Regions from separate parts of the Mus musculus genome. Here region 2 is linked to region 1. A link is a loop called in an ENCODE intact Hi-C map of the cell type or tissue named here. Cell type or tissue: left cerebral cortex. All regions are shown on one strand. Each heading gives the region's core, and the rest is flanking DNA. Links, peaks and the distances in the headings are about the cores only.

What was found. Peaks named below come from ENCODE experiments on the same cell type or tissue, not always from the same donor. Only the 100,000 strongest peaks of a DNase experiment are listed, where the experiment ranks them.
Region 2: it touches region 1 in a loop (5-fold over the local background); 8 of 42 quality-filtered maps call a loop at or near these places.

The regions. Positions count from the first base shown.
Region 1 is chr10:77,015,676-77,026,203 of GRCm38, reverse strand. It overlaps Gm3137 (predicted gene, 3137), which reads left to right. Exons shown (of 4, transcript NR_152191.1): 2 at 7,960-8,106. It overlaps Gm10787 (predicted gene 10787), which reads right to left. Exons shown (of 3, transcript NR_045882.1): 2 at 9,380-9,553; 3 at 3,990-4,969. Among named protein-coding and RNA genes, the nearest start is that of Gm3137, 8.6 kb to the left of the region's middle. In left cerebral cortex, for the core only: a CTCF peak has its summit at 4,634 (motif pointing right); a DNase peak (open chromatin) is centred at 4,583; H3K4me3 peaks cover 500 bases; H3K27ac peaks cover 404 bases.
Region 2 is chr10:76,790,640-76,793,139 of GRCm38, reverse strand. The region is part of intron 7 of Pcbp3 (poly(rC) binding protein 3); the gene reads left to right. Among named protein-coding and RNA genes, the nearest start is that of Col6a1, 66 kb to the right of the region's middle. In left cerebral cortex, for the core only: a CTCF peak has its summit at 1,457 (motif pointing left); a DNase peak (open chromatin) is centred at 1,460.

The DNA of each region.
Region 1 (10,528 bases), core at 3,628-6,127:
CACACACACACACACACACACACACACACCCCTGAGGTCCTAAAAGATGATGAGTGGGGCCCTTCTTGCCCCTGAACCTTCAGTCAGGGTCGTTGGTGGCCCTTCAGATTTCAGCAGCCTGGCTGGCCTAGACATTACTTTCTTCCTCCTCCATTCTTTTCCTAGACATCAATCTTGCATCTCATTTCTGGCCGGCAGCTACACAGGGAGAATGTGAGAGGGAACTAGAGATTCAGGTCTTCTCAGAGCTCAGTCCTGTCCCTCTGGTCTGGTGGTCAGGCACACATTTGAACTTGTAATGTTTATGTTTCTCCTGTTAACCATGCCTTGCTCTCTCTCTTCCCTCCTTCTGTGGATGGGTGGGCTCAGGCACTTCTTAAAATGCTGAGTCAAGTTGGTTTCTCCTGGTGCCAGCCTTGTACACCTCAGAGCCACCTGGGCCGGGAAGGGTTAATTCAGAACAAACAAGTCATTAGCAGCATGTCTATGCTGGGCAGTTCATAACATGGATCCCCAACTCCTTTTTACAACGTGGAGTTCAAGCATGTCTTCATAATACAGACTATGAAGGAGCCCCCATCCCTCCCATCATCCCCTTTGAGAATGGGATGGTTTATTCCAAGCCAAGGAATGCAGATTCTGGTTGCTCGGGATAACATGTTCTGACATAGAAGCAGTTGCACACACTTTTATGCCCACAGAACAAAAGGATACCAAGGTATTTCCCAAGTCCATTGGTGGAAACACTAGGTAGGCAGGTTACAGACCAGCAAGGGAGCCTCTGCTATGGGCTTTGGATGCTATCTGAGGATATTCTTAGCTTCAGGGTTGGCAGAAGCCGTTAATACATTCTAAAGGTTTTATTTAATCCAAAGGGTGTTGGGTCAGACACAGCAGTGGGCAATGACTGCTATTCAGGGAACTAAACCTACCCCAAGAGAAATCAGCTGTGGATCTGCAACATTCCAGCATGTCACAACGTTAAGGTTATAACCAGTGGATCGCTCTTGTGAAATCTTCGACACCAGCATGTGTGGTTTGTTTGCTTTGCTGAAAACTTCAGTTCTCAGGAAAAAAAATCCTAATAAATCTATTGGAAATCCCAGGACTCTACACAAGAAGTAGAGGCAAGAGGACCAAAAGCTCATGGGGGGGGGGGGAGGCTAAATGCTGTGCATGGTAGTTCATACCTTTAATCCCAGTAGTCAGGAGGCAGAGGCAGGCAGTTTTCTGTGAGTCAGAGACCACTCTGGTCTATGTAATGAGTTCCAGGACAGCCAGGAATGAGTAAAGAGACCCTGTCTCAACCAAAAATTTCTCTGAAAAAGTGTCTCACTGAGGAAAGACAGTCTTGAGAACTGAAGGAGTTCAAGGTCTCCATGGGACTGGAGCAGACACCAGGAATGAGGGAGCTCTGGGACAGGAGCTTGCCCAACTTGCATAAGACCCAGGATGCCATTCCCAGCTCCGTGTGTGTGTGTGGGGGGGCGGTGGACAAAACCAATCTATCTGTACTCATGAATACAACTTCAAATGGGTCACGTACCTAAATTAGAAGATAACACCATTTACATTTGCTTCGGTAAACTCCAGTTGCCTAGTGAACATCTCCTGCTTGCCTGCTGCCCAAAGCTCTTGGCTGTGGACTGGAAAACTTGGGTGTGGCCCATTTCCATCATCTTCAGGAGTCCTATGGCAGTCCACATGCCTCCTTATCGCTGAACAGAAGTCCTGCGACAATTAGCTGATCAAAAGGAGAGGTTTATCTTGGGCGATAGTGACTTGGCCTTATTGCTTTGGGTCTGTAGTGAGGCAGAGGGCCACGGCAGGAGCTGGTAGAACAACACAGCTGCTCAGGCTACAGTCAGGAAGCAAAAGGAACCAGGAAAATGCTGGATAGAACAGCTCCCTTCAAGGTCAAGGTGTGCACTTGGTAACCTAAAGATTTCCCACTAGGTCCCACCCTTTATAAATACCATCAACAGCTATGAATAGTGGTACACACCAGCACTTGGGAGGCAAAGGCAGTTGGATGTCTGTGAGTTTGAGGCCATCCTGGTCTACAAAGTGAGTTCCAGGACAGCCAGGGCTACACAGAAAAACCCTGTCTCAAGGGAAAAAAAAGTGCCACCACTCTTTGTAATACCACACTGGGAACAAAGCCTTCAGAACATGGGCCTTCAGGGGACATTCAACATCCAAACTTTTGTACTAAGTTCTGGGATTTTAAAAAGAGTCCTCATCTTCCCAAATAGGATGCCAAAGGCAAGAGTCCTTCCTTTAGGCAGGCATTAAGGATCCAGGAAGCAAAGTCTCCAAAAGAGAGAATTATCAGTCTGGGCACCAAAATGTACCATTAAATGAACCGCAAAGCAAGCCATGCCTGGTGGAAAATATTCATCCAGGGCATGGGCATGTATTCAGAATACCTAAACAACCGTCATAGCTTAAGACTAAGAAAATGGGATGCCCAATTTTTAATTTTTTTATTTTTGGTTTTTCAAGACAGGGTTTCTCTGTGTAGCCCTGGTTGTCCTGGAACTCACTTTGTAGACCAGGCTTGCCTCGAACTCAGAAATCCACCTGCCTCTGCCTCCCAAGTGCTGGGATTAAAGGCGTGCACCACCACGCCTGGCTGGATGCTCAATTTTTAAAATACGAAACAACTGGGCCATCAAAGGGGTTAAAGACACTTGTTACCTCGCTTGGCAAATTGAGCCAGATTCCTGGGACCCACACAGAGGTGCTGACTCCTGCAAATTGTCTGCTGACTTGTGTGTGTGTGTGTGTGTGATTGCAAGCATGCACACACACTAGACAAATGTAATAAAAGTAAAATATGTAAGGTCTGAACAGTTGAGTCCTAAGCGTGTGAAAGTGTGTCTAATATTGTTCCTCACCAATCAACATGTGCCCTCAAGAATACTTAAAACCAGACAGTGCTAAGTGCTGGCGACAACACGCAGCAATCACGGGTGGCAAGGGGCACGTCTGTTCTGGAAAAGTCAAGTGTGTCCAACTCTCTGTCCCCCTTCTCAGGAGGAGCAAAGCATGTTCCTACAAGGCTCATGCACTTTTATTCAAAACTGCTCACAACTAACAGCAACCCAGACATGCAGCAGGACCTAAGGGACAATCCCATGGCCTCTGTGGTGACACAGGCTTTGGGTGACTCTTCAAAATTATAGTGTTGTTGATATAGTGTTGCCCAGGGCAAGAGTCCCTGCTGTGTGCCCTGTCCAATGGCAAGGCTCTCTTCTGCCAGGAAGCCTGTGGCTAGCAGAGGATACTGGGTAGGGCTGGGCTCTTGGGTTACGTGTGAACTCTCTTGACAGGCAGAATGTGGTCATTAGGTACAGCCACCTTAATCACATGACTGAGTGTTTCTTACTTGTGAATTGCACCTCAATAAAGATGGTTTTTCTGTTCTGCCATGCATGGGTGAGAGGCCTGGGGTGGGAGAGATTGCAAGCTCCTAACTGCCCTACTGGGAGTCAGGCCAATGCAGCTAGGAGGGAGACAGCAGCGGGAAGCTGGGCCCCAGGAGGCCCGGGTGGGAGGAAACATGGCCAGCTGGGTAGTAGGACATTGGCCTTTGGATACAGGCGGTACGCAATGTCCTAGAGCTAAGAGGTAGTGTTCACGTGTAGCATGTTTCAATCACACTTATTCCTCTATAAATAATACAGCTCAAGAATGATTAATGATTAACTTTCCTCGGCGTGTTCTTGGGTGAGATGCGTCGGTGCGTGTGTTATGAACTCGCACCCATTCATTGGTCTATGGATAGGTTGCTGTTTTGGGTTCATTTCCATGACTCAATCAGAAGACTGATTAGAATATTTTCAGGGCTGTGATTTTTTTTTTCTCTCTCTCTCCCCGAGTGCACATGCCTGGACAAATGTATGTGCAGGTGTTCCAGATGTTGACACTGGTTATTTTTCTATACCTCTCTCCACCTTAAAAAAAAAATCACAGAGGCAGAGTCTGCAGGACAAGATCAGTTAAAATAGTCAGAATATGGGCCAGTTTACCTAGAAAGAACCAGATACTCAAAGAGAAAAGTAGAAGTCTACAATGTCCCAAACCTGTTACATATGGCTGTGGTTGGGGGGAATGTTGCGATCAGGCAGGGGTTGGTGACATCCTCTAGTCTCTCATGCCACCGGTGTCCAGTTGAGTGCCAGACATCTTGACCCACTTCATAGCAGCCATCGTTGCTGCTGTGCATGGCCCAGCTCAGAGGCTGACAACCGACCAAGTGAGCTCTTCCTGAGCCCCATGGAGCCGAGGATAGGATGAGGGAGCTTGTCTGCTGCTCGGGGCTGTACTGGGTCCTGCACACTCTTCCTTCCCCTCCCGTTGAGTTCCAGTGCCACGAGTATTTCGTTCCTGGAACCCGAGGGTCTGTTTCACAGCTCTCTGGATTCCCGGAATGCATGCAGTCTTTGGAAGGCAGAGAGGGGTCGCGTACTGGGCATCGCTGTACAAAGAACTCTCTGATCTCAGTTTTTATGTCTCTCCAGGATGGCAGGAAGCACACCGTTCACTGATAGGCTGCATGTATTGTTGAGATAATAAAACCCAATGGAACTGGATGGCTGCCGGTGCAGGGAGGTGTACCATTCTGCCACTAGGGGGCAGTGTAGTCACACAGTGACTTCAGGGCACAAGAGGGGTCGGTCTTACTGGGTCAGATTAGGCACAATGGAGCAGAGAGATAACACCTCCCCCAGTTCAGGTGAGGATAGTCCCAAGAGACCTACCTCTGGCTTCCAATCCCAGGATGCCGCTGTCCTGAGACTCCTGGGAGGAGGGACATCATCACTACCATCCACAGTGGCATACAGGAAGTACTTGGCTCAAAATTAAGAGGTAGAACCAAGGTCTTGGCCTGAGACTGTCCTTCACTCGGAATGGTCCATGGGGCCCTTAGACAGAAGGAACCAGCGGTTCATCCTTGTTGTTGCTAGCAGGAAGACATTTCAGGAGACAAAGGGCGTTGAGTCTCTTTTACATTGGCCTGGGATACATACAGCTCCTTACCTCCCAGCAAACCCAAGGTATAGATTCCTCAAATTCAAAATGTGTGTGTGCAGAACACTCTAACATAGCCCCCCACCACCAACCTCCTAAACCTGCCTTGCCCTATCCAAAGATGGATCTGAGGGTGAGAGGAAGCCTTGGTTGGCCCTTAGCTTGAGATCAGTGCAGCTTCTGTCCCTTAACATGGCCCTGCTGGATCTGGTGGCTAGCAGGCTGTGGAGGCCTTCCCTAGAGGGTGTCTCTTCCCCAGAAGGGCCTGGGAAGCTAGTGTGTCCTACACAATGAGCTCTATCAGGTCCTTCCTGATGTGGCTGCTCAGGGGTGAGGGCTAAGACAGTGGTTCTCAATCTGTGGGTCACGACCCCTCTGGCCAACCTCTGTCTCCAAAAATATTTACATTACGATTCATAACAGTAGCAAAATTACAGTTATGAAGCAGCAACAAAAGTAACTTTATGGTTATGGGAGGGGGTGTCTTCACAATGGGAGGAGCTGTATTAAAGGGTCACAGCATTAAGAAGGTTGAGGATCGCTGTTCTAAGGAGACCAGTTGGTACACATCTCCAGGCATCAAGAGTGCACAGTGAATACATTTAAGGCTGCATCCTTGGCCAACCTGAGAGAATTCCCAGGTGTCAAGTCCCAGTGGACTAAGAGCAGGGTGGTCCTTGGCCTCACAGCTGGCCCCCATCCCACCCTAACCCAGGCCAGTCTGTTGTTACATTTATTCTTAATGAATGGTAAAACATATATAACATGAAATTTGCCATTTGAATCATTTTCAGGTAACCGGACAAACAGCAGAGTCCTTCACATGGCTATACAGTCATAGCCGCCATTTCTAGACTACCCCCATCACCTTGCACTGAAGCTCTGCCCCTATTAAAACACTGACAATCTCTCCACTTTCCAGCCCCTACAGACACCTCTCTGCTTTCTGTGTCAGTGGTTTGATGACAGCAGGAACCTGACGAACAAAATCGATGGTGCCTTTCCTGCGACTGGCTTGTTTCACTTAGCACAATGCCTTCAAGATCCTGGCATGCTGTATAGCATACACCAGAATGCTTTTCCTTTGAAAGGATGAGTAAGACTCCATTGTGTGCATGGGTCTCTTTCCCTTTGCCTATCACCCATGATGGATGCTTGAGTGCCACCTGCTTCTGGCTATTGCTAATAGCACTAAGTATGATTTTTCTCCTATTGCCTTTGATGAATTGATAAGAATTGCCCTAGCGTGAGTTTGCTTTCTGAGTTCTGTCTCAATTTGGCCAACTCTAACACTGTATGTTGATCCTATTCTTTTTTTTCCTAGTGAAAACTGAGAATCGGCAACAATTCCTCTGCCTCCTCCTCTCCCTGGGGGTTACCTGTTAGCTGACAATGTTTACAGATCCAGTTTCCTATTTCCAAAATACTGTCTCCTTTTATTTTGCTAGTATTTCTAAGCAACGCTTCCTCACGCTGCACCTCGGGAACTTGAGTTTTCTCTAGTTGTTTTTCCTGAAATTCAAGGTCGATATAGAGCCCTGTCAAAGTCTGGTGCTGTGTCCCGGGCTCAGCCTCTTTCTATGGGGCAGAGGAGCTGGGGTTAGACGGGCTCCAAGGCTACAAAAGGCAGAACAGCTGCAGAAACCACACTTCCCTGAGATACCTGGTCCCCTGCTTCCTGTTTTGGCTGGACTGAGATCTGAGGTGGAGGATGTATGACCAAGAATACCCCCTCCTGGTGGATGGGGTAGGCTCTCCTTTCTGCTTTGCCCATGTATAATAAGTGTCTCTAGGTGTCCCTGCTTTTGGCGGTCCCGCAATGCCAGCTTGAGGCACACCCCCAGCTGGCAGGGTCACATCTCTAGTAGACAGAGCTGGAAATCTATTGTCACAGAAGTGAAGTGACATCAGTCCAGGGCACTGACTCCAGACCTAGAGGTTTTTCTCACCATTCTTTGTCCTCTGAGCCCCCAGGTCTAAGACATCTGGGGAAGGGCGGGGAACAGGAGGGGATGGTAATGAGGAGGCAGGGCAGGGCCAGTCCTTGCACTTTGCCTCAGCATCCTGGCTCCCCAATATTTTGGGGGGGGGGAGAGTAGAGGAGATGAGGGAGTGACAAAGGTATTGGGGAATCTCTCTGAATTTCATCTCTTCGGTGGGCAGGCATCCAGGATCAACCTTTCAAAGGTCATGGTAAAAGCCCCAAAGCATAAAGGTGGGAGGAGTTTTACAGAGCTGGGAAGAAGGACCAGGGACTTGGGGAGCCAGGAGAAGTGCCCTTCAGACTCCAAGGATCCTGTGGAAAGAGTAGGGAGTGATAGACATATTATGTCATATAGGCAGAAGCCTTTAGGACCCAGTCCACGTGATCAAAGCATCACACGAGCATCCTCAGGTGGGAATGGAAGCTGACAGCCATATTGCAGGCAGCCAGCAAGGGGCATAGGCCTTGTGAAGGAATCAGGCCCTGACTGCCACCTCCCAGCATCTTCCATGTCCGTGTTATTTCCAACTGGTAAAGGGGAGTCTTCCGTCTGAAATTCTTGGGTGTAAAGCCCGAGTTTTTACTAATTAAGAGTTTACAATTAGTTAAAACTAATTAAAATGGATTAAATTTGTACTAATTAAAACTAATTGAATTCTCGAAATGCTGCACTAAGACTAAACCAAGCAGTGCCCAGCCTCCTGCTGTTGGAAGTACAGGAGTTTGGAGGATGTAGCAGTGGGGACCTCAGGGACAGTGGTGATGACTTGGGTGAGGGTGGCTATGGGGGTGGGTTGTCCTTGCTGGGCTATCTGCCAATCCTGATACCACATGGGCACACCCAGATGGGAATACAAGCCTCGAGCTTGCTTTGTGACTGGGTTTGGAATCTTGACTTAGTCACCTCCAGTTGCTGAGTGCTTCTGATTTTTCCCCAGGGGAGAAGGAAGTACTTGCTTCCATTGTCACAGTGTTGGGGACTCCTGAGATCCCTGGGGAGTTGAAAGGATCTCCAGAAGAGATGGGTAGGAAAGCCCACTAGGACTCATTCAGCAAAGGCTACCAGGTGGAGGAGCCATGCTCTGGTGAGTGTCATACTGGGGTGGGGATGGGGCGCACTGGACTTGAGGTGAGGGTGGAGGCCGGTTTCTTAGCCTGGATGTCTGCAGGGCTGCAGATCGTGGTACCCCCAGAGTGAAGCAGAGCATTGCTGGACGAGAGAGGGAACTAATGGAACAGCACGTGTAAATGCAACAGCTGGCAGAGGCCCAGAACACACACGTAGAAAGGCAAAGGTTAAAGTACTGAGAGATGAAACATAGAAACAGATCAGGTATGAGGAAGCTGCTGAAATAAACAGAGGATACGTGCAGGCCTCGGAAGCGCCCTCTGCAGTCAATATTCATATCCCAAGGATGGGTAGAGACAGCCCACAAGGCTGCTGCAGAAGGAGGTGAGCAGACTTCCAATTGGTCAGAGTAAAGAACGACCCTCCAGTGCACCTCTAGAAGTAGGTGAATAGTAGGAGTAGGCGACTAGCAATGGGAGTGTGCTGTGTGTGTGTGTTCGTGTGTCCTCAGGTCAGTGAATAATAAGAGGGGACACAGAAACACATATGCATGCACACACATACACACACATGTGTGTGCACACAGACACACACATGCATGTGCACACAGATACACACACATGTACACACATGTACACACACATGCACATATGTATGCACACACACATACATGCACTCATACATGCATGTGCACACACACACACACACACACACATACACTGGAAACAAGGGTAGCTTCCAGAGTTTAAAAGATATGTTGTTTGGACGTGATCTTATTATATAGCCCAGGCTGGCCATGAACTCATGATCATCTTCCTGCCTCCCCCTTCTAAGTGCCAGAATTATAGGTGTGAGTCATCATGGTTAGATTTTTTTCCAGGTCAATTCTAAGGTCTTTGTTCTATTAAATGCATAGTTTGTTTGCATAACTCAAAAGAAGTCTTCTCCTGCTCATACACTGTACCTAGTCTGGAGCCACTTTCCCATCTGTAGCTCCCATTCAAAGGAGCACGAGGTCTGTGTGGAGGGAGGGGTTCCCAGGCAGAGCTTCTAGGCAGAGCCCCCAGCTAGAGGAGCCCAAGTAGAGGCTACCAGGCACAGTCTGGCCAGTAAATATTCTCCTCCTCCTCACACATCATGGTCAGCCAGCCAGCCAGCATTGCCGTGCATTTCTGCTTAACAATGTCTTAGAGATTGTTTTACACGCTAGCACACAAAGCACTTTCATGCCCTTGTTTAGCAGCAGTGAGGAACGAGTCACCTGAATATTCATGGTTTTACTCACACACCAGGATATTTATAAGGTAAATCGCTAGACGCAGAGTTCACTGCCACCACGGCCCAGGGTGAGGCAGAAATACAGTTAACCCCATTATTCGACAGCTCCTGCTTTCCAGCCTTGGGGGAGGCACCCAGCCAGCGGTCCACAGCCAGAGCTCACCAATACGGGAATGAGCAAGGTGCTAGAATAACAAAAACAAGGGAGGAGTCAAGGATTCAGGCTTGCTCAGATGTAAATGGGGCCACAAAGGCATTGGGTCAACTGCTCTGAGGCCCAGCTTCTCAGACTGCCGAGTGACCACAGCCCTGCTATATGGTGGCTGCATGGACAGAGATCCCTGCTCTTTTTCCCATTCTGAGAGCTCCTCTGCTCTGGGATGTCTCTGATTCTCAGCCACCCTTGGAATCAAGAGAAGGAAGAAGACAAGACAGGAAATGGTTGAACGCCAATCCCCTCCCAACCTCGCTCTTGCCGTGCTTGCCCCTTGGCGGCCATGATAGAAGAGGACACTCTCTAGTCTTGTGCAATGATGTAAGCTCAAGACCTGAATGACTCACAGCTATGGGCGAATGGCCTCTGACAGCTAAGACTAAAATAACGAGGAGCAGATCATGTCCTTAGCCCTTTTACAGTGGCATTATGCATGAAGAAACGAGACTCAAGTTACAGCAGGCCTGTGGGGCTGTTCTTGTGTGTGAAAATGACATCACAGTACCCTTTCTCAGGCTTGCATCTTCAGAAGGACTGGGTCACAACATCAGAGCTGAGGCCTGGCAGCGGAAGATGTACCCTCAAACACAGATCCTGAATCCAGCAAGACTTCCTCAGTTCTACGAGGAATGTTTCAGGACATAAAGCAAGCCTGTACCTAGACCACACATAACACTCACTACACAGATCATACATGCCTCCAAGGGAAATCCTCCAAACCCCTAGGGGCTGACCTTTGGGAGGGTTTTAGAAGATTCTCTATCCCAGCTGAAGATTAGCTATGGAACCTGAACCCAAATTCAGCCAACCTCAAATAACTGAAGTCTGGTGGGGCCCTTGGAACCGTGATGCTGGGGACCTGGATATCAGGGATGTGGGATTGGCCTTTCTGGTAGAGGTAGCAGGAAATAGAAATAGACCAGAACAAACCAGGACAGGAAGGTCT
Region 2 (2,500 bases), core at 1-2,500, 230 kb after region 1:
CATGGGAAATTTGGCTAAGAGCAACCAATGCTACCCATGTCTTTCTCTCTCCCTCCCCCTCTCCCTTTCTGCATGTGCATGTGCATGTGTGTGTGCTGTGTTGTCTTTAAATCTCATGCTCTCTATTCCTCCCAGTGGAGTCCTCATTTCCACTGCAACCTCATCAGTGCCCCTCACCCTCCCCACCCTCGTCCACACTGCTGCTTCATAAGAATCATGTCCAAGCTCCACCTGAATAGTCCATGCCATTTCTAGATTGGCTCTCCAAACTGCTCTCTTAAGCCGTTCTAAAGCCTCATAGCACTCTTGACGGTAATATCTAGCAATGTCCCCACTCCTCAGAACCATGGTCTCTGGTGAGTTTCCCATTAACAGTGACCTAAGACGCATGGGCTTCTAAAGGAAAGGCTTATTTTGGCCCAGAGTTCTCCAGAGTTAGCATCACATAGTTCTCCAGAGTTAGCATCACAGTTAACTGTAGCTGCAGCTTCTTTGTTCTTAGGACTCAGGTTTTTGTCATATGGTGGCAGAAATGTGTGATATAGCCAAACCATTTACCCCATAACCAAGAAGCAAATAAAAGGAAGAAGGATGAGACTGAACTCCGACACTCCCCTTCAAGGACACGCCCCAGTGATATCAAGGCCTCCCTCTAAGCCCCACCTCTTAAAACTCCCATCACCTCCTATATTAGAGTTACTTTTCTTGCTGCTGTGGTAAAATACCCGACGAAGAGCAACTAAAGGGAGGGGGGCTTATTTTGGATTACAGGTCACGAGTACCATCCATCACGGCGGGGGAGGCATGGCAGCAGGAGCACGAGGCACCTGCTTGCGTTCCATCTGTAGTCAAGAAGAGATGAGTGCTGCTATTGTATTCACGTTCTCTTTTTTATTCAGTCTGAGACCCTAGGCTGTGCTATGGTGATGCTCATCTTAAGGCAATGGTGTGGTGAGTGTTCTTATAAGAGTATGTCTTCTCACCTCAGTTGAGCCATCTAGACACCTCCTCACAGACACACCCAAAGATTGGTCTCCTAGGTGATTCTAGATCCTGTCAAGTTGACAGACAAAATTAAATATCCCATCTCCTCAAAGCAACACAGGCTAGAAGCCAAGCCTTTAACACACGCACCCTTGGAGGACATTCCAGGTGGAAACTATCACAGTGAATTGGATGAGGATGTTGAAATGATATCTCAGGAAGAGACAGTCCATCCTTCACAGTAGTTTCCTGTGATTGTCTGAAATGAGCTCTCTGCTGCTGATTCTGCGGGATCTCTGAGATTACTGGAATGACTTATCTGCTATGTGGAATACTAGATTGTGATTTGCTCTGTGAAACTTGAAACCAAGATTTAAGCATCAGCTCCCCAGAGTTTCACAACTGCATTTTGTGTTAATGCTGTTGGTGTCCTGTCCTTGAATCTCCAGAGCTGCTTTTCTTAAGAAAACAGTGCCTCCTAGTGGAAGGTTATGGCTCAGTGCCTGGGAAACAGCCTCAGCCTGTGGTGGTAAATAGGGCAGCCTGAGTCCCCTAGATAGGTATTTAACATCTATCTTTGCCAATAGCAGGACAGAGCATAGCATCAGACAGACCATTGCAGAAAAAAGTATCTGCAGGTTGTGGGTAGTATGGCTATGGTTTACTTTAGCCTAAGGATCTCAAGGTATCCTGGGAACTTTATGTTTTATGCTAAGGATTAGACTGAGAGCCTCAGACAGTCTAAGTACGTGCTGTTGCTGAACTAAACCCCAAGTCCTGAAAGTGTTAGTAATTTTAATTATTACCAATCCTTCCTGCTTCCCAGAACACTGTGGTGTGTTAAGCCGTGTTAGTAATGGGTACAGGCTCCTGTAAAGCATGTGTCCCGACATTTGGTATAAAAGTTGAGGTGCCCCCAAATGAAATAAAACCAAGCTATTTTTAGCAGCTTTAAGGAATATAGCTCTCTGTGAAGAGATGCTTTGTTACCTCCTAAAACACACATATAGTCCCTAAAACACCCTTCATCAAGGAGACAGGAAACCATAATAAAAACCCATAGGGAGTGGTTTCAGGGCCTGAGCCAAGCTTACCTCCTCCCTTCTACCACCTTGTTTGCTTAAAAAGGTGTCAAGTGGCCTGAAAATGTCCTGTCTGTCTCTCTTCAATGTTTTCAAAATACTAGCTAGTCCTTTCCAGTCAATGGCAAGATAGCATATGACAGCCACATGAAAGCCACCATAGCGGGTGAAAGGTCTTGCCCCAAGTCCATCAGAAATGGCAAGCAGGCTGGGGATGGCCAGAAGGAGAGCTCAGGACCGAGAGGGTGTGTCCAGATGCAGAGTGAGCACAGAGGCCTCTGTGTCCTCTGCCTAGATAGGGTCCAGGGCAAGGGGAAACGGAGAGCCATAAGCAAGCTGCCTGAATGGAGTCGAAGCATCTGAAAGCAGAGTGTGCGGGTCTGGATGGGGCAAGGCAGTAGCCACTTTACCTGGTGCACAGATGAAGTGTCTGG